Linked DNA regions of Homo sapiens: region 1 is linked to region 2. A link is a loop called in an ENCODE intact Hi-C map of the cell type or tissue named here. Cell type or tissue: endothelial cell of umbilical vein. All regions are shown on one strand. Links, peaks and the distances in the headings refer to the core of each region. The heading gives the core; the rest is flanking DNA.

Region 1 (15,919 bases), core at 3,519-11,518, 84 kb before region 2:
GCGTGATGTATCGAGAAAACAGCACCCCTGACCCAGCAACCTCAGAAGTGGTGGAGCAAGCTGGAAAGCTCATAGAAAATGTAGATCCAGAAAAGGCTGTACAATTGTATCAATAAACAGCAATGTGTTTGAAAATGTGCAATGCCTCAACAGGCAGTTGAACACTTAGGAAAAGCTTCAGGACTGCTAGTGTAAAGATGCAGGATTGATGGGGGAGCACTTTCTATTCAGAAAGAAAAATATTTTTAAGGAAATGGAGAATTATTCAACTGGTTATAAGAAAAGAGTCGCTCAAGTCTTATTTCACTTACACAGTAATGACTATGCAGCTGGGACAGTGGTGGCAGGAGAGCTCCGGCATAGCAGGAGTCCATGGAGGTGATGGCTGAGCTGTACTGGATCAGCTCCCAGAAGGGTTTGCCCAGCAAGACCAAGCTGCATTTCAGAGGTCTGCAACTCTCCACTTTTCAAGCATATTGGCAATGATTATGCTAGCCCCAGCCTGAGTTTAGGGGTTCCAGAATGGGACATCAATAAATCATCAGGAATGGTTTGCACAGCCACATGAATGTACTTAATGACACATTAAGTGTACACTTAAAGGGGGTTAAAATGATTTATTTTATGTTGTGTGTATTTTACCATAGTAAAAAAAATTAAGAAGAAGGAATAAGAGGAAGAAGAGGAGTTGGAGAGAAGAAGAAGAGGAGGAGGAAAAAGAAGAGTTAGAAGAAAAAAGAGGAGAAACAGAAGGAAAAGAGGAGGAGGAAAATGGGGGAAAATTAGCAACACCAGTCATGGCTGGTGGCATCACCTCCATGGCTGCTGTTAAGGAAGACAAATATTCAGGACTATGCTAGTATTTTGCTTTGCAAATAAATAAATAATACATAGATAACAGAAAAAGTATCACATGGCGTTTCAGGGACTTGGAATTTGTTTAAGAGTATTCCATACTTCATTGTAGCCACGGTTTGAATGCTAATACTCTAATTTTTAGTTATTAATTCCCCAAATTAAAAAAAAAGCCAGAGACAGACCTCACTCTATTACTTATCCTGTAATGCAGTGGCACCATCATAGTTCACTATAGCCTCCAACTCCTGGGTTTATGCAATCCTCCCACTTTAGCCTCTTGAATAGCTGAGGTTACAGACATGCACCACCATGCCATGCACCACCACTCCAAGCCTAGATAACTTTCTTTTTTTGTATCTTTTTTTTTTTTGGTAGAAATGGAGGTCTTGCTATATTGCCCAGGCTAATCTTGAACACGTGGACTCAAGCAGTTCTCCCATTTTGGCCTTCCAAAGTGCTGGGACTATAGGCATGAGCCACCACACCCGGCCTACCCACAAATCTTAACCAACCTTTATTGTGTTCTAAAGTCTTGGCATTAAAACGCATTTTATATTGGAAGATTTCATTATATTATTCTACCTTTGCACAGCTAGAATGAGCCCTACTTGGTGGATTATATTTGCTAATACTTAGCAATAATGCATCACAATTTATAAGTAAGCATGGTCTGTAGTTGTTTCTAACCTTCTAAATTTTTTAATATCAGGATTATTCTAGCCTGTCAGGTGCATTAGAAAATTTCATTTTTAAATCCCCCTGTAATAGATTAGATAGCATAAGAATTGTCTATTCCTTGATGACTTGATAGAACTATAATCTATAACCCCTTTAAGCATGAATTTTTCATGAAGAGATGTTTTATTGTCTTTTAAACTCAATGATTTCTTCAGGTTTTTTTTATGACCTCTGGAGTTAATGTTGATCATTTATTATTTCCCAATAAAGCCTTCCATTTCATCCAGAGCGTTTGTAAAGCTGATATGCATTAAGAATCTCTAAGAGCACAAAGTAGTTTTTTTAAACTTTTTTGTTCAAGAATATGTTGCTGTTTAATTCATTCTTTTGTACAAATATTTTTCTAAGTTAGGCACTTTGAAAAATGCTAACACACTGTCTTAAAGCATTCTCTTAAATTTGTTTTCAAATTATCTCTGCACAAAGAATTAAATTCCTTTTCTTAGTCTGAATCTTGTATATTACTTTTTCTGTTATAATTGTTAGTATTTATCCAAAGAATTATCTCTTGAACATATGTATTAATTCTTCTATTTTCCTAGATATTTTTTCTTTTAAAATATGAATTCTTAAAGACAGGCATTATAGACAACCAGTCTGTGGAGAAAATATTTTGAGAGGAGGAGGAATTTTATTTTGCCTCCTTCCATTTTATAGGAGGAACAGATTTATACCCTGTTTACACATGTAGCTTATTGGATAATAACATGAACGAATAATATTGACTTAGAAACTTTATTTGGACTAAGTTATAAATTGTATTTCTTATTATACAATAATGGGAATATAATTTCTACATTCCAAAACATGTACAGGTAGCCATTTGGACTATGAGACCTACAACAAAATATCAAGTATCTACATAGTACGGCAACCAGGCATTTGGTGCTCTATGAATTAAAGGTCTCAATGAAGGGCTATACATTATATTATTTAGACTTCATCTGCAGGTTCTCTAAGCATGTTATAATTTCTATGAATTTCAGTTTCCATACCTGTAAAATGGAGATTATACACCTACTGTGCAAAGTTTGGGTAACAATTAGAGTTAACAGATAACCTGTCTCAAGACCCTTTTCCCAGTAGCTGTGGCCTCTTAAAGCCCCTACAAAATTTGAAGAAGAGATCTTTGGGCCTTGCAAAATCCTAGGTAATTTCACTTTATCAAAAGCCAAAGCATGTGAGTGTTTTAACTCATCTGAATCATAAAATAAATCATTACGAAGAGTTAACAGTCCTTGGATTAGAATAAACTACCTTTCATTGATTTCAAAGTGCATTTTTGTTTTACATTTTTGTATCTCTACTCAGAATGCTCCTTAAAATTGATGATGTCTTAAAAATATAACTGACATTGCTTTTCTTGTCTAGGAGTATGTAATACAATGGTACATTTTACAAATGAGGACATCTTAGGGTAAAAACATACTGTAATACCTTCCTCAGTTGTTTTCCAATTTACCACCCCCTTCCTAGGAAAATCCACACGCCTTAATGAATTGCTACAGTCATTAGCAAAGGGAGTAAGTTTTGATGTTTGTCTTGTCTGTGGGCCTTGTTTCCCTCTGACTCATAAGCTCTAATATACTCCAGCCATTCAAAATACCAGGTCCACATACATAGGTGCACTTACAAAAGGTCCTCATTGCACACCATTGAAGAATCACATACCCTAAATTCGAGATTTTAAACCTCAGATACAGATAGCCTAGGTCCCTACCAACAGTCTCACAAAAAATGCAAACCTCAGGGGATGGTACTCCAAAGTAATTAACCAAAACAAGAGTAGTTGTTATGCAAATACCAAGGAATTTAATCTCCTTAAGAAAACAATAAATTCCTGGTTCAGACCTAAAGGCACAAATTTTAAAATGTGTGTAGATTACAGACTCAGCTCAGCTCCATTCTAAAAGATGCATTCTCTATAAGACCTCCCTAACACCTGGAATACAAGCAGCTGGGTAAACATCCTGGCCATGCAGTATGGGCAGCATGAGTCAGTTAGAGGGCAAGGTTCTTTCTCTTGATCCGCCCACATACCTTGGGGGTGTTAGAAGCCTTGATGGAAGTAGGAGATGAAGTGTTTCATGGAAAAACACCTACTTCCGCATGATAAGGCAAGGAGAGGGAGTGAAAGAGAAGATGGGCCCTACCCTTCTGCAGGGCCCTAAAGCCACTACCAAGACAGGAGAAGGGAAAGCCCCTTTATTTTGTGTCCTGGGATTGGAGAAATAATTTTTTAAAGACCCTAAAATCATAAATATTACTATACAAGTATGTGTGTAAACAGAGATGGATTTCTGTTCAATGAATTAAATCATAAATGAAAAGAGAAATGGCTAGGCGTGGTGGCTCATGCCTGTAATCCCAGAACTTTGGGAGGCCAAGGCAGGTGGATCACTTGAGGTTAGGAGTTTGAGACCAGCCTGGCCAACATAGTGAAACCCTGTCTCTACCAAACAGAAAAATTAGCCGGGCATGGTGGTGCACACCTGTAGTCCCAGCTACTTGGGAGGCTGAGGCAGAAGAGTCACTTGAGTCCCGGAGGCAGAGGTTGCAGTGAGCTGAGATCGCACCACTGCACTCCAGCCTGGGCCACAGAGCAAAACTACGTTAAAAAAAAAAAAAAAAAAAAACGAAAAAGAAAAGAGAAATGACAGATTGACAGAAATAGACTAGCAAACTGAGTGGGAAATGAATACTCAGCACTGTTGATGGAAGTGCATAGCCTATTTCTGGAATAATCCGGAAATATATAGTAAAATTGATCAACCATATGACCTATGACCAAAAAATTCTCATTCCTAGATGTATGGCATGCACACTATTCCATCGTGGGGCATATAAATGCTGACATATTTAATGGTGCAGAATTTAAGGGAATGAAATTATCGGTCATTGGGGAATAGGACAGTTTAAAGGTGGAGGTTTTACAGTAAGAAGTAACAAACAACATATGCTTAATGCAACATGTTGGATTCTCACAAGCCAGGCCTGCTTTATAGATGTGTGAAATATGCAACTCTAGAGGATTAGAAGGTGTGGTTAGAAGGCCCTCACACTTAGACACTTTGTTGTCATCATCTTTAAATTATTATTCATAAGAAGTCCCATATTTAAAATTTGGCACTGGGCCCCACAAATTATGGAGACAATCCAGTTCACAGGCATAATGTACAGTAAGAAAAGTAGGAAACAATGAGATTTATAATAAAATAATATATGAAAATCTCATATATGCTATATACTTTACAGTGATATGGTCACTCTTTAGGATAAACTAGAGATTGAATGAAAGTAGGGATCAGGGACAAAGGTCAAAATAAATTAAATAAAATTTATAAAAGAATAAACAAAGCAGTAAAGGGTCCTTATATGGATGAATAACCCATTCAGTGTAAAAGTGCCCCAAACTACAATGATTTGGATTTCCTGTGGGTAGGAATGCATTGCAGAAAATGTTTGGCAAAATAGTTCAAGATCAACTATGTAATAATTGAAAATTCCATCGTTTCTTTTCTTTTTTCCCCAAGAATATCTGTGTTTTCTAGTATAGAAATGTTTGTATTTGCTAGCATAGACTAGATTCCAGCAGTTTGTATATTGCCAAAACATGAACTATCTTTCCAGTTGCTATGTTTTATTTCAGAGACTCAAATTGGCATGCCAGTAGAATGTACTACATTTTAAGTGGAATTATACATTAAAAATATAAGAATATAAAACGTTTCTCATAAATCAAGTAAATCTGTAAATAATTAAGTGGTTGAAACTATTATAGTAATGGAAGCAAAGCCAATTCCAACTACAATTTCCAATCAAACTGACTCTAATGGAACCTAATTAGTAACTGACACAATCCAAAGAAACTTGAAGGTATTTAAACTAACCTCATGCCACTAAGTCCTACCTGACTAAAATGCACGTTCTGATACAAGTGTGTTTGCAATTCTTTCCTATGCTCTGCGTGTATATAGACATGTCTGAACCAATGATGAAAATTCAGGAAATAATTCAGGAATACTCTTCCTCTTCAGATTACTTTGAAGCATGGAAAATATTAGTTTTGAGATCATTTTAGAAATTTGGTTGTTTTAATTTACCCAAACTGGACTTGTAATTACCCTTGTAATTTTCGATAATATAAATGCCCACTACTGAAAATAGAGCTCTATGCAGTTCTGGAATTCCAGATTATCTGATTTCAAACTTTCATGGAGTGCAGACACAAGACAGCTTACATGGCAAGAAAGAGATTGGTTGGAGAGTAGAAAAAAAAAGCCAGTTTTGTTTTTGTTTATTTGCCTTTAGCTAGCTAGAGATCTTGAAAGAATTGGATATACTATTTCCTACCAATTCTAATGCCCAATTTACATACCAAGGTAAAAGAAATTCAGAAAAGCCAAAGCAATAATTGACAATGTGGTAGCATTAGAAGTGATGCAGCTGGATGAGGCAGGAGGATGTGGCATTTTACAGAGATGCTCGTATGACTGGGGTCATTTCATCCACCCTTGGTGGAAATTATTTTCTAAGTAGAGAGTCTCAGATTCTGCTGAGAATCTTCCAATTCATCTGACCCTTGAGGCATGGAACATGAGGATTGGCTTGGCAGGAGTGAGAATTTTAGTCTCAATCACATTCTTTTTCATCACTGGCTAAGAACTCACCTAACAAGTTTACCTTAGTAGCATCTGTTATATTTGAAACCATGATTAATCTGCTTCCAGTTGAGAAATTTCTAGTTGCGCCATCTTTTGAGCTGTTTAAAACAGAGCATGTTCCACTGACAGTTGCCTCTGGAAGGATCTGGAATGCACCTGAAGCTCCCAGGACTTGAAGACAGACCTCCAAAGACTTGGATCAGGTAATGACTTTTCATCTATTTGCAGAGCCTGGATCATAGTGTATTAGTGAGACATAGGAAACCTTCAGAGGGACAGAACTTTACATGTTGATGATGAATATTGTATTTTGATTCTATCAGGTTAAGCAAGATACAGCAAGAGTATAATGTGACAACTTCAGATGGAGAGTCTTCTAGGTATGTTATGACAAGTTTTCCCTTTCAGAAAGCTGCAGCATCTAGAAAGCAGACATCACTATATTTGAACCTCAGTGAGAGGAGGTATCACAAGTCTACACTTGGAAAAATCTAGCAATAAATAATTTTATGAACCTCTCTTTTGAGTCTTGCATCTAGGGGTTTGGGAAATAATGTTTGGATAATGTTCTCAAAACCATTTACCATTTTTTAGGAAGCCCTTTATGTTCTCATTCCAATGGCCTTGAGTATGAATATTCTTTTTTATGATCAGGGTCATCTGCAGGGGAATATGAAGCAAAGTGACTGTCAAGAGTGACACAACTGCTTATGAAATCAATCATTTGTGGAGGACACACCATTCTCTTTTTCTGCTGCTTTGTAATAAATAGTTTGACTGGGAGAGGAGTGAAAATGTGGTTCACATTAATGTAGATGATATTTAAGAGTATCATGCTCCTGTCACCCTTTAAATTGCAGACCTGATTGGAAGCTAGAAAGATGAAGATGAGTCAACTGGATGGACTAATATTCCCTCTAGACATAGAGAGATTAAATAATTATTCTTTAATTCTATGTGTCAAAGCCAAACTGTTATTTTTTGTTTGTTTTTACAAAATAGTTATCCTTTGTTTTCTTTTTCTAGAAATAAGAAAGCAGTTTTTACCAGGCTTTCTTTGTGTCTGAAAACAGAAACCAACTCAAATATATAGCACCTTGGCATACTTAGCACTTCAGGCTGTAAATATGAGAGTATGGAACTGAGTTTTGGAATAACAATATGAAGTTAAAGTGCCATTTTACTCTAAAATGACTTGGTTTCATATTCCTTCACTGGACTATCCTGTCTCTCCCTTACTTTGTAAGGACATTGAGGGAAAAATTATTTCCTTCACTGCTCTTCCTTTGTGGTTTATTTTATTTAATTTTTGCCTTTAATTTGAAGGAACAATCTTTCAGACCCTATTTTACCAGGCAGGACAAGTGTTTTGTCCTTCATATTATCGAAGACATGTGAAATATAATGCTCTTTAAATGTTTGTTATTCATTTTTTTCTGCCTTGGCATTTTATTTCCCATTTATCCCAAGACTCTTGTTCTTTTCTGCTTGCCTCTAGGCTTAGAGCACAGAGCTACTGGCCTCTTAACCTATTTGAAAATTCCATCAAAGTTGCCTAGTCTTTCTTCCTGATTCAAATGTGCTAGGTGTTTAATTCTCAAATCTACAATTTTTAGGACTGGATATCCTATTAGGTAAAGATTTCCTTTCATTCACTTGTTAATAGTCTCCTCAGTCTTCCTGATTCATTGTCTTTCACCCTGTGGGTGGGGGAAAAACAGGGAAGCAATTTAAATCTAGTTTCTGACTAACCTGACCACTAATAGTTGTGAGTCACTCTGTTTTGGTAAGAGGTTAAAAGTATTAGAGCTTTATGAAGGATGCTGAGGTAGGAGCAAGACAGATCCTAAATCTCTGTAAACACCCAGTGGGTTTTTAGATTTAAAATGTCAGATAAAAAGGAAAAATGTGGCAGATGCAAAAACATTCTAATTGATAAACAACAGTCTTCTGGCAAACCCAGTCATTTGTATGGCTGCCAAGAATCTTTTAATAAACAAAAACTATGCGATACTGCTGAAATGATTATTACAAGATGGAAGTACTAAAACTTCTGAACTTTGCCCCTAAGAAGACATCTAGGACATTTACTCACAGGTCATTGAGTTTAAATTTATACATAATTATTTCTAAATGTCATAACCTTTGCTATTATTATAAGGATGATTCAAGCTAATAAATTCATCAAGAAAAATATATAACCAATAAGTAAATTAGTGGAAGAGAGAAAATGTTTATTCCCAGTGACCAAATATAACCATTTTCATTTTGGAGTAATTCTTCTAGTCTTTTGAAGACCATACTTTTTTGTTTATTTGTTTTAGAAGTTTAAAAACAATAAAAATTTAAAAATATATAACAGTTGCTTAAATATTATTTTTGCTTCTATAGTCCCAAAGTTTGCAAAACTCTGTAAGTGACTGCAAATTTTTAGGTTGGCATATAAAATTTATGTCATATTTTTAAATCATTGCTAAGGTGCACTTTATGGCACATTGTAAATATTAATAGTTTAAAATTAAATTGCTACACAATTTTCAAAATGAATCCAATAGAATAATGATTTGATGCCTAATATCATCCATTTAAAAATTCCCTTAATGAATTTAAAGTTTTACATCTTTTATTTTTCTCTTTCTATTCATATTCTCATTCCAGTCATTTCTACAGATGTTTTACATATTCCTACAAATATATTTTAATATAACATATTTGTGTTATTATTTCTTTTATTGATCAGTAGATTATTCTCTGCAACTAAAAGGTCCATATACATTAAAACTTAAATTGTTTTCATTTCCTGTGACCATAAGGTTGCATTTTGTAAAAAGTTTTTAATGATGTGTGATTTTAATTTTTCTTTGTATATAATTGTCCAAAGGATCATAACACATTAAAAGTTTAATGAAAAATGATTAAGCATTAGGAGTAAAACTTTATTGGTGATGCTTTTCTTAATGACGTAAATAGATCTTTGCCTTTTAAATTCTGCATCCATTGATGATGATTATTTATTGACAGAATGAAACAAAATTCATCATCAATTCTTTTTCATTTTTTGAATAGATGTGAGTGCTGAGAAACCATGTTTACATAATGCCACAATTTTTTGAACTCTTTATGAAGCTCTGTGTCACAAATCACATAGTGATGCATCAACAAAAATTATTTTATTTTTTTATTATACTTTAAGTTCTGGGATACATGTGCAGAATGTGTAGGTTTGTTACATAGGTATACATGTGCCACGGTGGTTTGCTGCACCTATCAACCCGTCATCTACATTAGGTATTTCTCCTAATGCTATCCTTCTCCTTGTCCCCCACCCCCCGACAGGCCCCAGTGTGTGATGTTCCCCTCCCTGTGTTCTCATTGTTCAACTCTCACCTATGAGTGAGAACATGCGGTGTTTGGATTTTTGTTCCTGTTAGCTGGCTGAGAATGATGGCTTCCAGCCAAGACACAAAAATTATTTTTTATGATCTATCTACTAACCACTCAAGTGCATCCTCTTTCTATTTTTTTTTTTTTAAGCAAAGAATTCGAAACCGACTTGCAGAAGTTAAATGCCCTTGGAAAGGGACTGCTATTTTATTAAGGTCAGTTCCTTTCCCAATACCAATGTCAATATTGTCAATTATTCTCTTGTTAGGGAGTCTCAGCCATTTATACAGCCTAGAACAATTCACATCGTAAGATTCAGGAAAGGAGAGGGTTGGGCTTTTCCTTTGCAAAGTTAGAAAAGGAGACCCTGCTTCAAACCAGAAATTCTCAGGCCAAATTAGTATTACAAAAGAGTGTAGATGAGAGTCAAAGGTCTAGAATTTCATTCTTTTAAAACTAGGTATGTGCCTATGTATTTCTTGAAAGTTATTGTATACTCTATAGACTATTGGTATATACAATTCTTTTGCCCAACAACTTTTTCCTCTATTTAACATAATGTTATAAGTATGCTTTCATGTTTTTATATAGTCTTTAAAATAATTTAATGGACTTATCTACAAGATTAAATTAATATATTATAGTTTATTTTAAAATTCTCTTGTAATTGAAAACATGTTTTTAATTTTTATTACAAATAACAAGAATTAAAGCAATCTTGTACAAAAAGATCCCTCTCCAAGTTGAGAATTTATCTTTTTAGCATGTATTTATTGAGTGGAACTACTGGGATATAAAATGTGGATGTTCTTTAAAATTCCTAGTAATTACAGCAATATGTCAAATAAGTTTTACTAGTTTACACCAGCACTAGTAAATGTTGAAAACACCTGCTTTGCAACAGTTTCCAGTTTCCTTTTAATTGTGGTATAATTACATTCAGTAAAATGCACAGATCTGAATTGTACAGTTTGATGAATCTTAGCAATTACCCCAGTCAAAATTTGCCCTAGAACCAAGCAAACACTATTGTGATTTCTATTCCTATGAATTAGTTTTATCTGTTTTTGACCTTTACAGAAATTCAACCGCAGAGTATGCACTCCTTTGCGCTTTTTTCATTCGGCATAACGTTTGTGATATTTATCCAGGCTGTTGAATGTGTCGATGAGTAGTAAGCATTCCATTACATAAATATAACATGATTATGTGTCCATTCTACTACTAATGGACATTTGTATTATTTTCAATAATTTGCTATTTGTGAATAAATCTTCAGCGAACAATCTTGCAAACCAATATTTTCTTTTATTTTAAGCAACTACCTAAAGGCAGAATTGCTATCTCACAGGATTTTCAGAAACTGTTAGAGTTTCTGAGAGTCACTGTGATATTATAAACTATAAATATATATCCCATCATCAATATATGGAAAGGTCCAGTAGCTCCTCATCTTCCCCAACATTTGGTGCAGTTGATGTTAGCTAGTCTAGTGAGTATGCAGTAGTATCTCTCTAGGGTTTAACTTTGCATTTCTTTCTGATGACTAACAATGTTGAACATCTTTTCTTGTGTTTATTGACCTTCCATCTATTCTCTTTTGTTTACTGTCTGTCCAAGTATTTTGTCCATTTTTTAAATTTAATTTTTTTGTTGTTATTTATTTCTGGAGTTCTTGAAATTTCCTAGAGTCCTTTATCAAATATCTGTTGCAAATATTTTCCTTTTGTCTGTGAATTGTCTTTTTATTTTATTATTGCATATATTTTAATGTGAATAACGTGATGTTTTGCTATATATATATGTAGTGAAATGGTTACTATAGTCAAACAAATTAACGTATCAATAATCTTACCTAGTTACCCTTTGTGTGCGTGGCAAGAGCGCTTAAAATGTACTCTTTTAGCCAAAATTCCAAGTACAATACAATAAACTATAGCCCTCAAGTTGTACATTAGCTGTTTTGTTTCTTCTCTTTTCCTTTGCTTTTTGAGACAGTCTCACTCTATCACCCAGGCTGGAGTGCAGTGGCACAATCTCGGCTCACTGCAACCTCCACCTCCTGGGTTCAAGTGATTATCATATCTCAGCCTCCTATGAGTAGCTGGGATTACAAGCATGCACCAACATGCCTGGTTAATTTTTGAATTTTTAGTAGAGATGGGGTTTTACCATGTTGGCCAGGTGGGTCTTGAGCTCCTGGCCTCAAGTGATCCACCTGCCTTGGCTTCCCAAAGTACTGGGATTACAAGCGTGAGCCACTGTGTCCGGCCTATTTTTTTGATGATGTTTTTGAAGAACAGAAGTTTTTTATTTTAATAATTTTTTAATCTTTTTTTTGCTTATGGTTAGTTGTCTACCCCAAACGTGTAAAGATATTATTCTTTGTTATCTTCTAACAACTTTGTACTTAAGCTTTTAGTTTTAGATTTGCAATCTGAGGTATATTTTTGTATCTGGTTTGGGAAATGTATCAAGGTTACTTTTTTCAAAATTGATTTCCAATTGTTCCTGCAGGAATAATTGTTGAAAATACTTTCTCATTGAAATACATTGAAACCTATGTCAAAAGTTATTAAACAACATATAATTTAATCTGTTGAGTCTGTTGATGTATAAACAAAGTATATCTCTCTATGTATTTGGATTTGTTTTGTAATTTTCAGTGTAAAGATTTTACAGATCTTCTGCTCAATGTATTTCTCATTATTTTGATTTTTGTTAGCATAGCAAGTGTAGTGCAATGATGACTCTGAACTCTCTCAGTTGAAATCATATTTTACCACTTTTTAATAGATAAAATTTTACAATGTTTCAGTAATTTTTTTAGCTAAAAAGAACTAAAACTAGCTATGACAGCAACAATAAAAATGACTGGTAACAATGCAAGTAAGCTTCATTTACCTACTTACTATTCATGCACTTATTCAGCAAATCCATACTGTGGACCTACCATAATGTGGACCTAACATTTACCTGTTAATGGCCTAAATTCTCATACATGCTGAACAGATAAGGTGTCTATTGTAAATATAGTACTGCTCCCTCCCATATTCTTTGTGAAAGTCATATCCTTGTTCCAGATAATGTTTTTTTTTATTAATTCCAGGCTCCATACTCTGAATCATCTGAGCCACTTCTCATTAACACATACATCAGCTTAGCCTAATTATAGCTTTTGCAGGGATTTATCTGAGCTGATGTATCTGTACTGTTTCCATTTACTTTTCTGCTTATTTTCTTCAGAGAACAGTCCTATTTAAAATGAAAATGCTAGTGTGATTCTTACTGTTACCATGGGAAGAAGAGAGAGAAAGAGAAAGCTTTGAAATAGTGCATTGCAATAGTCCATAATTTCTTTCTCTTGAATAAAGAGTTTTATTTTGTTTTTAACCAGAGGGTCAGATATAAGGAAACTGAAAGAAAAGATGACCAACTTCTTTTGAATAAGATTTTCAGCCTGTAACTCTATATTAGCTATAGGTTACTGGAATTTCATGAAATGTATGCATCCTGGTAGTCATTTAAAGAAATGAAATACATGGGATACTCCATCATCACACAGGAGACACAGTATAGAGAGGTGGTTACATCTGTAGACTCTGGGATCAAACCAATCAGATACAAATATCGCTATAGCAATTTCTAGCTATGTGAATTTAGCTAACCTACTTACCCTCTCTTTGCATGAGTTCCACTTTCTGTACAACAAACCAACAAAAAGAGGATAATAGAGATAATAATAGTAGCACCTACCAATAGAGTTGTTTGTAACTTAATTCTTATAAATCACTTTTTAAAGTCAACGCCATATAGTTATTTCCAATTGTTATTATATGTGATAGATACCAAAAATTATAGCTGTTATTGTCCTAATTGCATTTTGATTTTTTGTTGTATTACCATAACAGTGTTTTTATTTCTGGCGACTAGAAAAAAAGAGGGATAAACTTTCAAAGCAAGAAAATACAGTTCTGAAAGAAGCATAGTTTTATGAACTATCTACTTTATCAGCATAAGAAAAAACAATTGCTTTTTAAATATTAGCTTTGTATCTTAATACTTTTCTCTGTATTCATCTATTAGATATAGTGGGTTTTGTGTAGACTAGTTAGGATTTTCTATGTGCATCACCACACCATGTAAAAATAAATTTAGGCTGGGCGTGGTGGCTCACACCTGTAATCCCAGCACTTTGGGAGGCCGAGGTGGGCGGATTACCTGAGGTCAGGTGTTTGAAACCAGCCTGGCCAACATGGTGAAACCCCATCTCTACTAAAAATACAAAAATTAGCCAGGCGCAGTGGTGGGCACCTGTAATCCCAGCTACTTGCAGGGCAGAGGCAGGAGAATCACTTGAACCCAGGAGAGGCTCACTGCAGAGGTTGCAGTGAGCCAAGACCATGCCATTGCACTCCAGCCTGGGTGTCAGAGCAAGACTCTGTCTCAAAAAAATAAAAATAAAAATAAAATAAAATAAAATAAATTTAGTGTTGTTTCTACTTTCCCATCTTTGTTGTTGTTGTTGTTTTCTCTTTCGATTTATTTTATTTAATAGCACCTCCAGTATCACGGTAAATGGAGGTGATAAGAAAGACATGCTTTCTCTTGTTTCATTCTTAAGGTGAAAGTATTCAATATGTTAGCATTAATTATAATTGTACCTGGAGGATATTTTATAGAATTCCTTCATCTGATTGAGTTCCTTTTCATTTCTATTTTCCTAAAAATTTTTTATTATAAAGTGGTGTTGAGTTTTGTCAAACGTACTTCCCAATTTTAAAACTGATCATTTTAAACTATTTGCTCCTTTGATTAATTTCCATATTATTCTAATAACCTTGGCTCCAATTTATCCATCAGAACACTAAGAATAGTTTGTCAAGAAGGGTTGTATGCTAACAACTTCAGGGACACATGAACAACTTCAGTGTTATAACTCTGTAAAATCGTCGATGAGTGTAATAATTTCTTCCGCATATTAGATAGGATGCTCACCAATGAAACTATGTGGATCTGTAATTTTTGTCCATGCACGTGGAAATATTTTATAAAACAAATTCAACTTTTAAAGTAGATATAGAAATGTTCTTTTTCTTCTGGAAATGGTTTTTTAAGTTGTGTTTTTCAAGGAATTTGTCTAGTTAATATAATTTATCAAATTTATTTGCAGTTTTCAGAATATTCTCTTATTTTATTGTTTGTATTGTTAATGATATGTACTATTTTATTTCTGATATTGGCACATATTGTAGCTCTATTTTTCCTTGATTAGTTTTGTTAGGGTTACTTGATTTTTATTAATTTTTTCCAAGGACCAACTTTTGGCTTTATTAATTTTCTCTAATATGTTTATTTATTTTATTATTTCCTCTTTATTATTCCTCTCCTCATACTACTTTGATATTAATTTGATTCTCTTTTTCTAACTTTTTATGGTAGAAACTCAGATAATTGATTATAAACTTTTTTCTAACACTGGCAGTTAAATCACTAAATTTATTTCTAAGCAGTACTTTGGCTGTATGTCAAATTTTGATATGTCATGTTTTATTATCATTTAGTTGCAAATATCTTCTATTTTCCATTTTTATTGCTTCAGTTTCTATGGGTTCTTTAGGCATGTTCTGCAAATGTCAATTATAACAAATTGGTTAATAGTGCTGTTCAGGTTTTCTATATTTCTATATTATTTCTGTCTAATTTTTCTGCCAATTATTGAAAGAGATATGTTGAAACATACAGCTATGAAACTGAATAATTACCTGTATCTCTATCAGTTTGATCTTCTCATATTCTGAAGTTCTATTATTGGATGCCTACATATTTAGGGTTGTTTTATCTTCCTGATGAATTGACTTTTGTCTTCTAGATGAATTAACATTATGAAATATCTCACTTTGACTCTGATAATGTTCATTGTCTTGAAGCCTACTTTGTCTGTTATAAATTTGACAGCTTTCTTATTCTTACTGCTTGTATGATATATTTATTTCTTTTACTTTCAACCCATTTTCCTTTACATTTAAAGTGTGCTTTTGTTGAAAGTACATAGTTGGGCCCCGCTTTTTTTATACATATTATAGTCTGACAATATTTGCCTTTTTTTAGAGTATTTTCTGTATTAGCATTTAATGTAATTTTTGGTACAGTTTTGTTTAAATCTGCCATTCTGATCTTTCACTATTTGTTTTCCACTTGTCCTCTTTCTTCCTTTTCTTTCTTTTTTCTTTCTTTCTGTTTCTCTTTCTTTCTTTCTTTCCTTTCTTTCTCTC
Region 2 (15,919 bases), core at 4,019-12,018:
TGTGTTTAATCATTTTTAGTTTTCTTTCAGTTTTTCTTTATCTTGTCCATCTTTCTTTATCCATCAAACTCTTGCATTTTTATTATGAACAATTGCAGACCTGCAAAACCATATAAAATACACTACACTGAACATCTATATTTACTACCAGGGTCTGGAAATTAAACATTACAAATGAAGTTTGTCTCACTGCATCAATTTTGGTATGTTTTTCCAGGATATTGTTTGTTTCACCTAAATGTATGTATCTTTCTATGTATGTATATTAATATATGTATTAAATTGTACATATCTATGCATATATTTCTGGATAGGTGTATGTAAAATATTACATATGAAAGCCACCTTTTTGACCTTTTTTCTTTTTATTTCATACCGTATTCTTTTTATTTCAGTATATTCTTGTTTCTTATATTTTATTCTGAGTTTTTTTAAAAAAAATCTTAGCATTAGCTGTGCTAAAAAATGAAAGTACTCCCCAAAGAAGATGCAATATTTTTATCAGCTGCGATTCACATGTGGCCAGGCTTAATGGTAACCACATCCTTCCTGAGTGACCTTTGGAGATCATCCACCATCTCACCATAGGCTGGTAACCATATTTCTCAGCTTACTCCACGTGTTTTCTTCCCTTTCCAGAATGGGAAAACTTGTGATTGGAAGTCAGGTATCTTAATTTCTAAAAGCAAGCATCTATATCTGTTTAGTTCATTTGATTTTTGGAGGTTTATTTTGTTTTACCTTGAGCAAGTCACATTTTCTGGGCCTCATTGTCTTCCAACATAAAACAAAATAATCTGATTAGATGATTTTTTTCTGTTATCTTCAAATAAGCACCTTATTATCAAATAGTTCAGTATCAGAACAAGATTCCTAATTCCAAAGGAGTTTTATTTACATAATATTATATTGTGAGATACATATTAGAAGAATCTGACACTATGTTCCATTCCAGTTTCTCTTTTGCAATTGAGTGACTTGTTTTGATCTAAAATGTATAAATTCTCATGCCTGTAATTCCAGCACTTTAGGAGGCCAAGGCAGGTGGATCATTTGAGGTCAGGAGTTCAAGACCACCCTGGCCAACATGATGAAACCCCACCTCTACTAAAGATACAAAAAATTAGCCAGGCATGGTGGTGCATGCCTGTAATCCCAGATACTTAGGAGGCTACAGCAGGAGAACTGCTTGAACCTGGGAGGCAAAGGTTGCAGTGAGCCAAGATTGCACTGCTGCACTCCAGTCTGGGTGACAGAGCGAGACTCTCTCTAAATAAATAAATAAATAGTATAAATTTATCTCATTCTTATTAATGGTGCCCATGAAATGTAAGTATTAGTTCCTTTTCAGATAGTACTTTATAATTATACTACTGCCAGATTAAAAGACCTATTTTGTAGTGACATGAAAGCCAACTACAAGAAAAATACATAGTCTTTTTCACTTACAGAGGCAAGTCCCTCAACACAGAGCAAAGTAAAGGACCTTATGTCATTATGTGAGGCACATCAATACAGGGATTTCATTCAAAAATAATACTTCATACTCAATAATCCCATGTGAGAAATTAATGACTCAGAGTAAATAGAAAATCAAAATTAGCCCTTGGATCTTGGGCAATTTAATAGCCAAGGCCTTTTGGCGAATTGTAATTAATGCTCTAAATTAGCCACTATTTCTCAGAATCATGTACCAGAAGAATAAGAACTTCAGTAATTACAGAGTATTTTAGATTTATTTTGTGCAAGTACTTCATCGAGTACTCCACAACTAAAGCTATTATCCGGGCGTACTGAAGATTTATAATAAATTGAGTGCCTATTATATGCAAGGCACCATGCTGGGTACTGACAATGTGGTAGGAACAGCACTCCTTATCAGGCTGTCTATGTGGTATCGCTGAATAACAGAATGTTTGGGCCAGAATAGCATATACTGAGACCAGGGTACAAAAGGTACCAACTTAAGTGACTCAAAAGAGGAAATGGTAAAGAACGTATTTCATTTTTTTTCCTTGGCCTTAGTCACATCTGATCAGAGTATTCAATGCTTTCTACATAAACTCTGGATTTAGTAAGATGAAAATTACTCGCCACCATCCTTCTTTTGACAGACGCAAGTACTCAGCCAAATGTAACTCTTCAAACATAGTATCAATTCAAGAGAAATGATTATTTCTGGCTTTTGCAGGAGAAATAGAAAGGTTCAGAAACTCCTTTTCTGAAGATGGGATCCATTTTTAAAGGCTTTAACTCTGCTTTCTTTTCTGATAAAGTTCTTCAGGAGATCATAGTCCGTTTATGCAAAGCCTGAAATTTGTTACTATAGTCAGATGGTTTATGCAAAACCTGAAGCAGACTTCTTCCAAATCCCAGGCGTCATACTTCACAACAGCCGAGAGCAGAGGGACTGCACTCTGCTCACGGATGCCTTGCTTGATTGTTGGCAGAGCTTTTTTCAAATGATTTTCTTTATAAAATGTAGCCAAATCTTGCAATCCTACTGCCTCCTCAGGAGAAAGACTGATGCTGTTTGTGTACAGGTATTCCAGGAAGGCCCAGTAAACAGAGTATGAAAATTCACTCATTTCTACAATAACATCCTCATTACCTTCCAGCAATGAATGAACATGCTCACATACATCAAATTTTGAGGACTTTATGTGCATAAATATACTTTCCACTGACCACAAATTTCAAGACTGCAGTGTCCAGGTTGTCAAATTCCCTCTTCAGTAACTCGGCCACTGCGAGGGTGGTCATCAGGTTCCACAGAGAGGAGGCGCCATGGATGGCAGGAGCAGCAAAGCAGATAAATGTGTCATCAGTGCAGACGTGGGTGAGGTGAGGGAATATCATCAACTGGCCCTGGCCCCACATGTACACACACCCACCCTGGGTCTTGGCAGCAGATGTGTGGGAAGAGTGACAGACTGCAATCTCTATAATCCTGTCCTTTTCCACAATGACAAAGGTAGGATAGGAATGGTTGCTTTTATTGCCAGTGCCCAACTGCCCATAATTGGCACCCCAAGCATATACTTGGCCTTCATCTGTTAATACTAATGTATGTCTGTAGGTTCAAGTAGCCTCCCCAGTGTCTACCGCCACCATGGAGCACACCTGCCCACATGCTGTGTTCACAGCCTTTTTATTCCGTAAGCAGCCAGTGACTCCCTGAGCGATTGGCTGATTAACTGTTGATCCATATCTTACATGCCTAGAGTTACTATAACCCCAGGCAAATACCTCTCCATCAGATATTAGCGCCAAAGAATGGTGAGACCCATAGGCAACTTCAATGACTTGTTTGACAAATTCGTAGAGAAACCATGATTAGTTGTCCCAGATCCCAGCTGGCTATACACGTTATGGCCCCCAAGTAAAGACTTCTTCTTCTATTGCAAGGACAATGTGTATACTACTCCCACAGCTAAGGCTGGCTATCTTTTTGCCACTTAAAAAATCCAGTCTCTGAGGTTTGATGGTGCTCTGGATGTTACCTATCCTCAAACAGCCACAGCAGTTTGTGCCAGGATATTATTGTAGGATATAAAACTTCATGACCAGCACTGCCAAAGACAAAGGTGATGAATTAACTGCAGTTCTCCCACTTTCCCACATCTAACTTATTCAAAGATGACCGAGTAGCCTGTATTGGCTTTTGGGGATTTCCTACCATTATAACATTTTATATGTAATAAAGTAATTTTATTGCTGATTCTGTGAATCCATTCATTTATTTTATGAAACCTTGCCACTTTCTTCCTAGAGAAGATGAAGTTCTTCCATATGGACTCAGTCTTGGGCAGTTCCTTGGTCAACTTTTCTCTGGGATTGGAAAGTTCCAAATCACTGTGAAGAGCAGACTTCTCAATTTTCAGCTCCACTGAAGAATATATGATCTGCTAAGCTGATGGTTACAAATTTCTGGAGCCCAGTATTCAGTCATCTTTAATCCTGTCCCTTTTAGTTCCTTTGTAAAGTTGTCTTCTAGAGCAAAGTTAATGTGACTCAGTACAGCCTGAGCCATGTCCACTCTGCCTCCTGGATCACTGTTACTGCTTGGATGATTTTAACTTTAATATGAATGAGTCTAGCTACATACTGTTCTGTCCAATACAGTAGCCACTAGCCACATGTGGCTATATTAATTTAAATTCTAATTAATTCAAATCAAATAAAATAAATTTAGTCCTCAGTCTTAGTCACATTTTATGTGCTTGATACCACATGTAACTAGTGGTTACTGCACACATATGAAGTATTTCCATCAGCGCTGTCTGTTGGACAGCTCTGGATAAAGCCCTAGGAAAAAGCTGCTGAGTGAGACTGGGTAAGTTCTAGCTGAAGTTGGACATATTGACACGGAGCTCGATTAGTTCGATTAGTTCAATTAGTTCCAGACTGGGAGAATCACTTCAGACCAAAGCTGCTGAAATCAGTTTATTGCAGGGCAAGCTTATCAACATTGCAACCAGACAGCACTTGAAGAAAACGTCTGCTACTTACAGGCTATATGATCTCAGGCAAGTAAGACTCAGCTTGCACTTCTGAAAAATGGAAGTAAGAAAACCAGCCTCATTGCTTTAGCAGTTGTAGCATTAATCATATAGTAGCATGTATGGAGTCCCAAGCGTAGTGTCTGGCAAGTAGTTGGTACTCAGGAAAACTTCCTAATACTGAAAATACCATCAGGAAAAAAACCTAAAGTGTTGGTGATAATGAGGCCCCCACCCTAAATGCTTCTTGAGAAAATTCTTGGCAAAGTTTCTGAAGAAAAACTGTCTTCACCATGAAGAGTTTCCTGATCCTCCCTATTCTCACTCTATTCCATCCCCTGCTTCCAACTAAAAGGATCACCTCTCTGTCTAAACTCCACAGCACTGTATTGTTCCTTTTCCTATGAACCCATCCCTTTTCTACCTTTAACTGCCCTGACTTGTAGTCCTCTACCAGAAAGGGGCTCACACCTGTAATGCAGGGACTTGCCTTTTCCTCTCAGCAAATCTTGGAAGGAGATTTGCATATAGCCAATGACCAATACATAATGTCCCAGAGATTTGCCATTGTCAATTTTCATTCTTCATGAATAAAAGGGATAGTACCTCTCCCTGTCTTGCTGGCTCACCCTCTATCCCTGTAAAGAATCAACTGTCAAAAGAAGCAGAAAGAAAATAGCATCACATTCCTCAAGAGAGGCCTCATACAGAGCTAAGGGAGGGATCATAGTCATCCCCAAACAACATGACTCTTCCCTAATCTTAATAGGGCAGTATTCTCCTATGGCAATATTTCCCAAACGCTAGTCATTCACATTCTTCATTCACAATGTTTGCAAAATCTGCATGCTACCAATAATATTGTTTGCTTAAAAGTCTCAAAATTAATTCACTATTTCACTTTTTAAAAGAAATTTTATGCAGCTATAGTGTAAATGAGAAAAAAATAAAATATCATTTGCCAAAACTTGAAGGTAACCATAACATAATAAAAAGTAGATGACTGATAATAAAGTAGATAGATGCCATGCCTAGCCAGTGCACCTGAGTTTAATATCTGCCTTCTTTTTGTTAAATGCATGCTCTTTGTTTGAAAGGGAGATTAGCAAGTGCTAGAAACAATGCCATAAGCAAAAGCTAGACTTCCTCCTTGATGTGCTCAGAAGACTGAAGGAAACTTGATAGGGAGACTGTAATAAGATAGGATGAATAATGGCCCCCAATGATGTCCATATTCTAATCTCAGGAGCCTGTGAATATGTTACCTTATATGGCAAAAGGAACTTTGCATATGTGATTAAGTTGGGATCTTGAAGTAAGGAGATCATGCTGGGTCATCTGGTTAGGCCCAGTGTAATCACAAGGGCCCTTATAGGAGAGAGGCAAGTAGGCCAAAGTTAGAAAAAGGAGATGTTACAATGGACCCAAGGTTGGAGTGATGTGCTAGGAGCCAAGGAATGGAGGCAGTCTCTAGTAGCTAGAAGTAAAAAAGTCAAGGAAGTGGGTTCTTCTCTGGTCTCCAGAGGAATATAGCCCTACCAACACCTTGATCTTAGAATTATGACCTCCAGAAGGTAAGAGAATAAATTTATGTGCTTTTTAAGCCACTGAGTTTGTGGAAATTTGTTATGGCAGCAAGAAGAAACTAATAACAGAGACTGATTGGCATATTATGTTATTCAAGGTCACATAATATCATGTTCATCTATCAGCTAAAACCTTCCACAGCCCCAGTGATGTACACCTACACATCGGGACACTGCCTAATGAATTCCCACTAGGCAGACAGGGAAAATGGTATCCATAAATTAAAGCAGCTACAGAAGAATTTAGGCCTGAGGCAGCGAAGCTGGTTGCTAAGGTGATGGCTGATTATAGGGAAAGCTCTGCATGGTCAATGTCCTGTTTCCTCCACTACTTTGGCTTTCCTTTATAATATAGCATCCGACCTGAGGAAAAGCCATTCCAGAATCAGCCGTCCTTCAACAAATGGACTCTGCATTTAGGTAGGTCATGCCCGTGGCTCTTTCCACTCCTAAATTGAACTATTGTTCTCTTAGATGAAAATAGACTTGGCAATACTTTCTTAAATTAAATAAAAACTTACTGTATTTTGTCTAATTATAAAAATAAGATGTGTTTATTATAGCCATTTTAGAAAATAGAAACTAACAAAAATTATAATTTCCTTTTCACCCAGAGAAACCTACTTGGTTAATATTTTGATAGATTTCTCTCTGGTCCCATTTCTGTTCATGTCCATTTATAATTGGAAAAGTATTCAATAAGTATTATTTAGCAGCCTTCGTTTTCTCTGTTAAAACATATTATGAACACTTTTGTACTACCTATAATATACCTCTATAATATTTTTGTAATGACTGAATATTTTGTTGTAAACACGAATTATAATTTCTATAACCAGTTCACTCACATGACTATTTATGCCACTTCCAATTTTTCACTATTTTCTTATAAATATTTTGGTTCACCACAGATGGCTCCTAAAAATAAATTTATGAGTTAGGAGTATTTAAATTTTTTACACACATTGCCAAATTTCCCATGAGGGAGTTATACAAATTTATCTATAAATAAGAATAATTTTAAAGGGAATTAATCGCAAATTTGAGTAAATATTAAAGAAGGAAATAAGTGGTAAACTTTTTTTGGGGAAAGAAAGAAAACCTTTTATTTTGTATTCATGTGTTAAGCAAGATAATCTGCTTGCCTTTTTGCCTTCCTCTTGACCTAACAATCTACTGGAGAAAGAGGGAAGAAAGAGATGCATGGAAATGGAGTAACTTCTTAAAGCGGAAAAAATAAGTGAGATTTTTTTTTTTTTCCCTAGAACAGTTAGATGGAAAACACTGTCAGGGCCAGGCACAGTGGCTCACACCTGTAATCGCAGCACTGTGGAAGGCCAAGGCAGGCAGATCGCTCTAGACCAGAAGTTTGAGGCCAGCCTCCTGGGCTCAAGGAGCAACATGGCAAAACCTGTCTCTGCAAAAAACACAAAAATTAGCCAGGCATGGTTTCATGCACCTGCAGTCCTAGATACTTGGGAGGCTGAAGTGGAAGGATCACATGAATGTGAGAGATTGAGGCTGTAGTGAGCTGTGATCACACCACTGCTCCAGCCTGTGCAACAGAGCAAGACCCTGCCTAAAACAAATTTAAAAACACAGTAAAATAAAAACAAAAACACTAGTAGTATCAGTGTTTTGGGGTGTCAGATAGGTTTTGTGGATGGACAAACCTCATTATGGCAAAATGTAGAAAGTCTTTTAGGCCTGCCTATTTCAAAATTCTCGTGGTACATAGCCAACCAACAATAGATCTGATGATTTAATCAATACAGAGATTCAATCTGTATAGCCTTAAAGTACATTTCTGCTTTGGCTGTCTACACAAATTGCTACATAGAGAACATCCAAATTACTCACTTGCTAAGTATTGATGTGGCAAAGCCCATGGCATCCACAGTAGCTGAGTACTAGTTCAGCTGGAGCTAAACCCAGCCCAGTAAAGTGTAATTACTACAGAGCATGGTCTACTGTTGAGATTGCCTGTTGCAGCCTTCTTTTATATTAATATTTTAACTGAAAAATGAGATAGAAGATTTCTAAGTAATCAGCTTCACTTCTAATTTTTTCTATCTCAAGCCTACAAACTGATATTCATCCTAATAATAACAATAAATAGCAACAACATCTTAAGTAGCTTCTGTACGCCAGGTGCCATGCTGTGCAACTCACACCTATATTTTACTTAGGCTTTACAACAGTGCTGTGAGGAAGATGCTGTTATTAGTCGTTTATGAGTGAGCAATCTGAAAACAGAAATGTGTCCAAGGGCCCACAGCTGGTGACAGGCAGAGCTGGAATTTGAACCCAGGTCTGTTGAACTCCACCCTTCTCTATTTTTTTTTTCTGTAGATGAGAAACTTTATTTTTTCCAGAGGACTGTTTATTGGATTTTTTTAAATTATGCTTTAAGTTCTAGGGTACAGGTGCACAACGTGCAGGTTTGTTACATATGTATACATGTGCCATGTTGGTAGCAAACTATCGCAAGGACAAAAAACCAAACACTGCATGTTCTCACTCATAGGTGGAAATTGAACAATGAGAACACTCAGACACAGGAAGGGGAACTCTACTGTATCTTGTAAGTGAGACTCCCTGCTAGGTGACCCTGTGGCTTTAAGGCTTCGTCTGGGATTCCCAGGCCCCAAACCAAGTCTGCACATCTTTGTGCCTGGCCCTCTAGTGGCCCTGGGAAAAAAGTTTTAAAGAAATCCAATGACAACTGGAGTCTTTTCTGATCCTTGATTGTCCCATCTTTCCTTAGGTATATTACAGGTTTGAAGGGATGGGAAAGGGGGAAACAATTTTCTTCTATATCTTTAAGGGCATTGTTTTTTTAAATTGTCTATAAAGTTTCTGGATTTTTTTGTTGTGCGTTTTGATTTATTTTGTTTGGTATGTATTAATGTGATTAAGAATAGGCTCTATTTCCTCTGTTGGAAAGATATGCCAGACATCACAGACAATCAAATAAACACTCTAGGTCAGGAACCTTTGGGGGAAAGCTTTTGGGAATGATATATGTCAACATTAGCGACAGTTAAAGGTAGGCAACATGCTGATACGTTCTGGAAATGGAGCTGAGACTCCCAAGGCCTCAATCCAAAAGCCAGAATGTGTTAAGGAGAGGCAATCTCTGAATACAGAGACACTTACCATTTACTTCTTTTAAAGGGCTGGGATGTCTCCTGAATGCTATGAGGTGCTTGAAAGGGCCTCTTCTTACCCGACTTGCTCTCTCTCATCTCTTCATTTCCTTCTGCCCCTTGCTTGCCTTAGCCTCCATCATGCTGAAGCTGATCTTAAACATTTGGGCAAGTTGTTTCCCTTTTCTTGGTCTGAGTTTACTCATCTGATCTGCCAGGGGTTTGTCAGCCTCAACACCACATAGTCCTGTGATGTAATAACTTTAAAAATCAGAGCAGGACAAAAGCAGAGTTGCACAACCTTGCCCTTCTGCCCCACACCAGCCAGGGAAACCGCAATGCCTGCCACTTCAGTGTCTGGGTGGTTCTCCCATCATATAGTTCCCCTCTTCCTCCGTAAAGGTTTGTGGTGCTTTGTGCTGCTTGCTGGCTGATCCTAAACCCTAAATTTGGAAGCCGCACAAGCCTGACTCCCCTCTAAGTGCTCCAGGACTAAAATAATTCCCAGCCATTTCTCTACTTCCTACTTCAAATTCGCAAAGGCTGAAAATACAAGTAGATATTTTCTAATTTTTTAAAAGGATCTAGATATAATGTCAGAGGAGAGAAGGATTATAGAAACCAACTTATCCAGGGACATATTTAGAAGCAAATCTTTTCAAACAAAAAATGTTGTAGAGGCTTCAACACATATAAAGTAAATGAGTAGCAGTAGTATATATTTATCATATACAATTCAAATTTATGACCTTCACATATCATGAAGTACAGTGATAAGGGTGACACTACTTCAGTGATCCCCAAAATTAGAAATGGTATTACAAATAACAGAACTTTGGTTATATCTGCCTAGACTTACACAGTAGTGCTTTGTTTTATTTGGCTATATGATATGATAGAATCTGCACAGATAAGTAGTTGAAGTCATAGTTGTTTTTAAACAAACATTTTAAACAACTTCAATTATCTTGTATAAGATAGCAAAGGAAGTTTTACTTGAAAGTTCTAGCAAGTTAGTGAATATGTGGCCACTGATGTTTTGCAATTTGATAATATAATATCCAATTTTTGGGATTAAAAGTGAAGCAAAATGCATCTATGTGCAGCATTAGGTGATTCACAGCATTTTCCAATTGGAATTCTGCAGACCAAATCCATGTGATCCTATTCTCTAGGCTTTGCTATATTTGTTAAATGCAAGCTGGTTTTACGATGCTTAATTAATATTTAAATCCACTTTGAGATCAAAGAAAACTGAACCAACATAAACTATCATTAGCTGTCACAGAAACGAGTAACTGGCATGGTTTTGTCTTCAATCCCTGTAGTTTCTCCTTACACATTTTAAAACCTCAAAGAGGTCATGGTTAGTATGAGTCACCATTTTACTACATTTTTGATGTGGTGAATATAGGAAAATCTTTAACCCTAAAAAAACTAGTCTTCTTTCACTTTCTTATTTTTATTTTTAATTTCTTCACTATCCTACTGCAGACATGAATCTTTCAGTTTCTGAGACCAAATTCCTCTCTGGAGAAAGAAGCCAAGCTGGGAGAATTTGTAGCATGGGGATTAGAGCTTCTCTTCCTGCAGGTAGCCTGCCTGTGAGTGTGGCACAGCACTGGCTCCCAAACTCAGCTCACCCTCAGAATCATTTGGTTCACCTCATGAAAATACAAAGTCCTAGGCCCCAAACCTGGAATCTTTGCTTCCGTGGGTCTGGAGTAGGACCTGAAATCATTACCATTAATTTGGTGTTTCTGATGATTCTGTGTCTGATTTTTTTTTTTAATATGAAAGGTAAAGTCATGGTTGAAAATTTGTTTCCACTTGGCATGACTAAAACCAGTGCTTTGAAAAGAACACACAATTATGATATGCCGTTGCTATCCAAAGGATTCAATGTCTGTTCTAGAGTTGGTGAGAATGAAAAATTTCAGTGTCATGAAGAACAGGGAGCATCTCATAGAAATGAAGTATCATTGCTCCTGAGACAATGAGAAAAGCTCACATCTTTTTCTCACCTGGAAAATGGACATCTACTAACTCACAATGGCAAGCTTATATGCAAACAACTTTTGGAAGATTTATCAACAGATACTAAAGGCTAATAATTTTAAATACCTTAAAAACATGTTTAAATACCTTTATTAAGTAAATTTTTTTATGACCAGTATTTATATACTGTGATGATTCCAAGATTTCTCAACCTCAGCACGATTGACATTTTAGGACAGATAATTTCTTGTGGGGGGCCTGTCTTGTGCATTTTAGGATGTTTAGCAACATCCTTGGCTTCTACCACTAAATGCCAGCAGCACTCTCCTAGTAATTACAACCAGACATTTCTCCATACATTGCCAAATATTCCTTGGCAGGGCAGACTTCCCCCAGTTGTAAAGCATCCCTCTAGAAAAATCACATAATCTCTCTGGGGCTTCAGATTTCTATAATGTAAGATCAGGTAGTAAAGCAGCATTCATAGCAGCAGAATCAGAAAAGACAAATACAGGTAAAATTAAATAACTGGTTAGAAAAAGAATAATTCAGACTTAATGCCAACCCATACAGAAAAATAAATCTCAAATGGTCTCGAATTTCAAATGAAGAAAGAAGTTAAAATATTGAGAAAATATAAAGAATATATTTTACAGCCTTAGGGTAAAGAAGACTTGCCTAAGAAAAAGAGAAAACATGGAAGCTAAAATTGAAAACCCCAAAAGACTTAACTCTATAACATTTTACCACTTCTCTTTGATGAAATAATAACTAAATAAAGGCAAAACATGTAAACTTTTAAAAAATGGAAAAAGAAAAAAAATCTGTAACATTTATAACTGAAGATCAATATTCATAATAAAGAAAAAGCCCAAGCAAATCATTAAAAAAATTAAAAATAAATGGAAAACAGGTTAACAATTTGAAAAAGCAATTCCTAACTAAAAATTAAATAGCCAAAATACATAAAAAAATTTCAGTCTCATTATAACTCAGAAAAATACAAACTAAAACTACAATGAGATATCATTTTGATCCTATCATATTGGCAAAGTTAAAAATACTTGTGAAAATTAAAAAGAATTGATGAAAAAAAGCAGGAGAAACAGCCATGTTCATGCCCTATTATGTTACATTGGTTCAATCTTTTAAGGGTCAATTTTGCAGTAGCTGTCAAAATGTAGACTGTGCATGACCTTTCACCTAGTGTTCTACCTCTATACATCTAGTCTATTAAAAAAAACAGTTTCATACAAGGATTACTTGCTACAGTATTGCTTTTAATAGCTAAACATTGCAAGCCAACTAAGGGCTATGATTGACACATCATCATATAGTGATACATTCATATAAGGTAGCTTTATGCAGTAGTTAAATAAGCCATATTTAAAATATTGAAAGGAAAAGGATTTTGGATGACAATATTTCAGAACTGTATATAAATATGTAAATATAGACATATTTTAATAATCTATTTATATAGTTATATATGTTTATCTGTCTGTATATAAAATTTTGTGTATATCTATGCACATAACAATCTCTTGAAGCATTCACATCAAACTGTTAACAGAAATTAATTTCAGGGAGAAAAGTATTTTGTCCATATTATTGTATGTATTTTATAGTGTTTGAAGTTTTACCACAAACATGTATTTTATAATTTTTAATTATATAATTTTAAAATAAATAAATGAGGATATTGAATTAAATGATTTCTGAAATCTATGACTTCAGCCCTAACAGACTGTGATTTAATTAATTCTGGTTTAGAAATAACATGGAAAATTTAGGCTGGGCACAGTGGCTCACACCTATAATCCCAACACTTTGGGAGGCTAGCGCAGGAGGATTGCTTGAGCTCAGGAGTTTGAGGCCAGCCTGGGCAACATGGTAAAACTGTTTTTACAGAAAATACAAAAATTAGCTGGGCATGGTGGCATGTGCCTGTGGTCCCAGATACTTAGGTGGCTGAGGTGGGAGGATTGCTTGAGCCCAGGAGGTTGAGGCTGCAGTGAGCCATGATGGTGCCATTGCACTCCAGATTGGATGACACAATGAAACTGTTTCTTAAAAAAGAAAGAAAGAAAGAAAGAAAAAAAAAAGAAAGAAAATTTAAGCTACCATAACTGTGTTCGTACGACAAATTCCTTTAAGAAGGAAAAGAAAAGGGGAAAGGCATTACAATTCTTTAAGCCCCTGCTATATGCTTGTTCCATGTGGCGTAGATTTACGCATTGATCCTCACAGCACCTTATTTTCACGTTAGATTAACTGAGGCTCGGAGAGGTTAAGTGGCCTGACCAAGATCATTGGCTCAGAAAGGGAAGGAGCCAGGATTCACACTTGAATCAGTCTGGGGGAAATATTATTGCTGCTCTACAGCAGATGTTTTGTAGTTTCATGAGTTGATGGAGAAACTCTGGTTTATCTTATAAACTTCAAGGCAGAACAGCAAGAGGCCATGGTGGAGAAGCAACTGTCCAGTAGCATAACCATTACAACCTGCAGGAAGTAAAATTGCTGAGGTGTGATGGATGCTTATTCTGCACCAGGTCCTGCATTCATACCACACTTAACTCTCACAGCAACCTTAAGAGGGAGGTACCATACTGTTACCATTTTGCAAATGAGGATGCAGGCTCAGCAAAGGTAGAAAAGTTGCCCAAAGTCACATATATAGAAAGTAGTGGAGCTATTGGTCTGACTCCTCATCCTATGTTAATTACTGGATACACAGACTAGGGTAGAAATTATTGGCTACTAGCTGGACTTTGAAAAAAGAACCTTAAAACTGTAAGATGGTAGGTCTTTAAGCAATTCGTAGGCTAATGCCCAGAGTCAGAGATAAGGTTGTTTGCTTACTTTGATATGGAATGGTTTGTAATATTTCAACACTGGAGTATAGTATATGAAGAACAATTACATGTTGATTGATGTAGCTAAGATACCAATTAGAGTCTAAGAGCACATGCAGGCATGTCTGACAAACTGGGAGGGCAAGTAATCCAAACACTCTGAAGACCATTTGCCTGAAGACCTCGGGGTATCTTATGAGATAACTCATATTAAGAGAAGGAGTGGAACATAAGCTTGACTCAGTACAACAGTTTTGGTCATTATTATAGACTGGTTCTCACAAAAGCATTGACTCTGACTTTCAGATTGCTTCCATAGCACAGCCCCACACTAAACGGTGTAGTTTTCAAAACCTGAAAGAATAGTTTTAATAAAACTCAGTAACTCAGTCCAACACTGGGGTAGAACAGCACTATCTTGAAAGCCCTCTAACCTGTAACTCAAACAGAAAACATTCTGCCGCCAGTTTCTTTGCTAAAACATAGCAAGAGTCCAGTTTCCAACAAGTTCCTCATCTCCATCTGAGACCACCTCAGCCTGGATTTCATTGTCCATATCACTATTAGCCTTTTGATCAAAGCCATTCAACAAGTCTCTAGGAAGTTCCAAAATTTCCCACATTTTCCTGTCTTCTGAGCCCTCCAAACTATTCCAACCCCTGCCTGTTACCCGGTTCCAAAGTTGCTTCCACATTTTCAGGTATCTTTTCAGCAGCGCCCCACTCTACTGGTGCCAATTTACTGTATTAGTCCATTTTCACGCTGCTGATAAACACATACCCAAGAATGGGCAATTTACAAAAGACAGAGGTTTACTGGACTTAGAGCTCCCCGTGGCTTGGGAGGCCTCAAAGGCTGTCTTGAATGGCGGCAGACAAGAGAAAAGAGCTTACGCACGGAAACTTCCGTTTTTAAAACCATCAGATCTCATGAGACTTACTCACTATCACGAGAACAGCAGAGGAAAGACCTGCTCCCATGATTCAGTTACCTCCCACCAGGTTCGTCCAATGACACGTGGGAATTGTGGGAGCTACAATGCAAGATGAGATTTGGGTGAGGACACAGCCAAACCATATCAAAGCCCAACGGCTCTGCAGAAGAAATGCAAGAGGACCATGCGTCCCTTGAAAAATTATGAAATTTAGCATGGAGATGCAAATGTACATATTTCTGAGGAGACAGTCTTGTTTTTGTCAGCATCTCAAAACATTATGTAACTTAAAAATGTTTAGAAACAATTGTTGGAATTTTGATTTTTATGTATTCTAAAGCCAAATAAATGTGAGGAAAAGTATATTTCAGTGCATACATATTACCGGGGATACTCACAAACTGTGGGCATAAATTGGGTCACATTAATAGTACATTCTGATTCTTGAATCCTCACTTGAACCAGGATTTGTAGAAGCTCTAATTTTTTTTTTTTACTATTTCATTAATTTTTGAGAGGAATTATTTCTCATGTCCAAATAGAGTTAATCCTTGAGAGTTTGACCTCATATTCAAAAGATGAAGGTAAATGTTATGGTTTTACACCTCATGGTTCAAATGAAATGTAGAAGGGACTTACTTACTAAGCCAATTTGAGGTGCGCTTTACTGGGTACCGTGTATAAAGGGTGGAAGTTTCTGAGGCTGATTTTGACACGTACTCTTTGCTCCCACCTCTTTCCTTCAGGTTAGGGAATGTTTTTGTTTTTACAGCTTCAAGCCTTTTTTTTTTCCTTATTCTTGTGTTATTGTTTTTATTTTGTACCATTTTATTGGTTTGGTTGGTTTTTTAGCTGTTTTGGTTTTTACAGTTTTTACACATGGTATATGAAT

The links. Peaks named below come from ENCODE experiments on the same cell type or tissue, not always from the same donor. Only the 100,000 strongest peaks of a DNase experiment are listed, where the experiment ranks them.
Region 1: it touches region 2 in a loop (2.7-fold over the local background); 16 of 110 quality-filtered maps call a loop at or near these places.

The regions. Positions count from the first base shown.
Region 1 is chr10:88,699,858-88,715,776 of GRCh38, forward strand. LIPK (lipase family member K) reads left to right here and starts at 6,392. Exons shown (of 10, transcript NM_001080518.2): 1 at 6,392-6,463. It also overlaps the pseudogene NAPGP1. RefSeq lists an enhancer at 2,972-3,821. In endothelial cell of umbilical vein, for the core only: no CTCF peak of the experiment used is centred there; DNase peaks (open chromatin) are centred at 3,604 and 8,084; H3K27ac peaks cover 235 bases.
Region 2 is chr10:88,783,362-88,799,280 of GRCh38, forward strand. It overlaps the pseudogene RCBTB2P1. Among named protein-coding and RNA genes, the nearest start is that of LIPM, 11 kb to the right of the region's middle. In endothelial cell of umbilical vein, for the core only: a CTCF peak has its summit at 8,759 (motif pointing left); no DNase peak of the experiment used is centred there.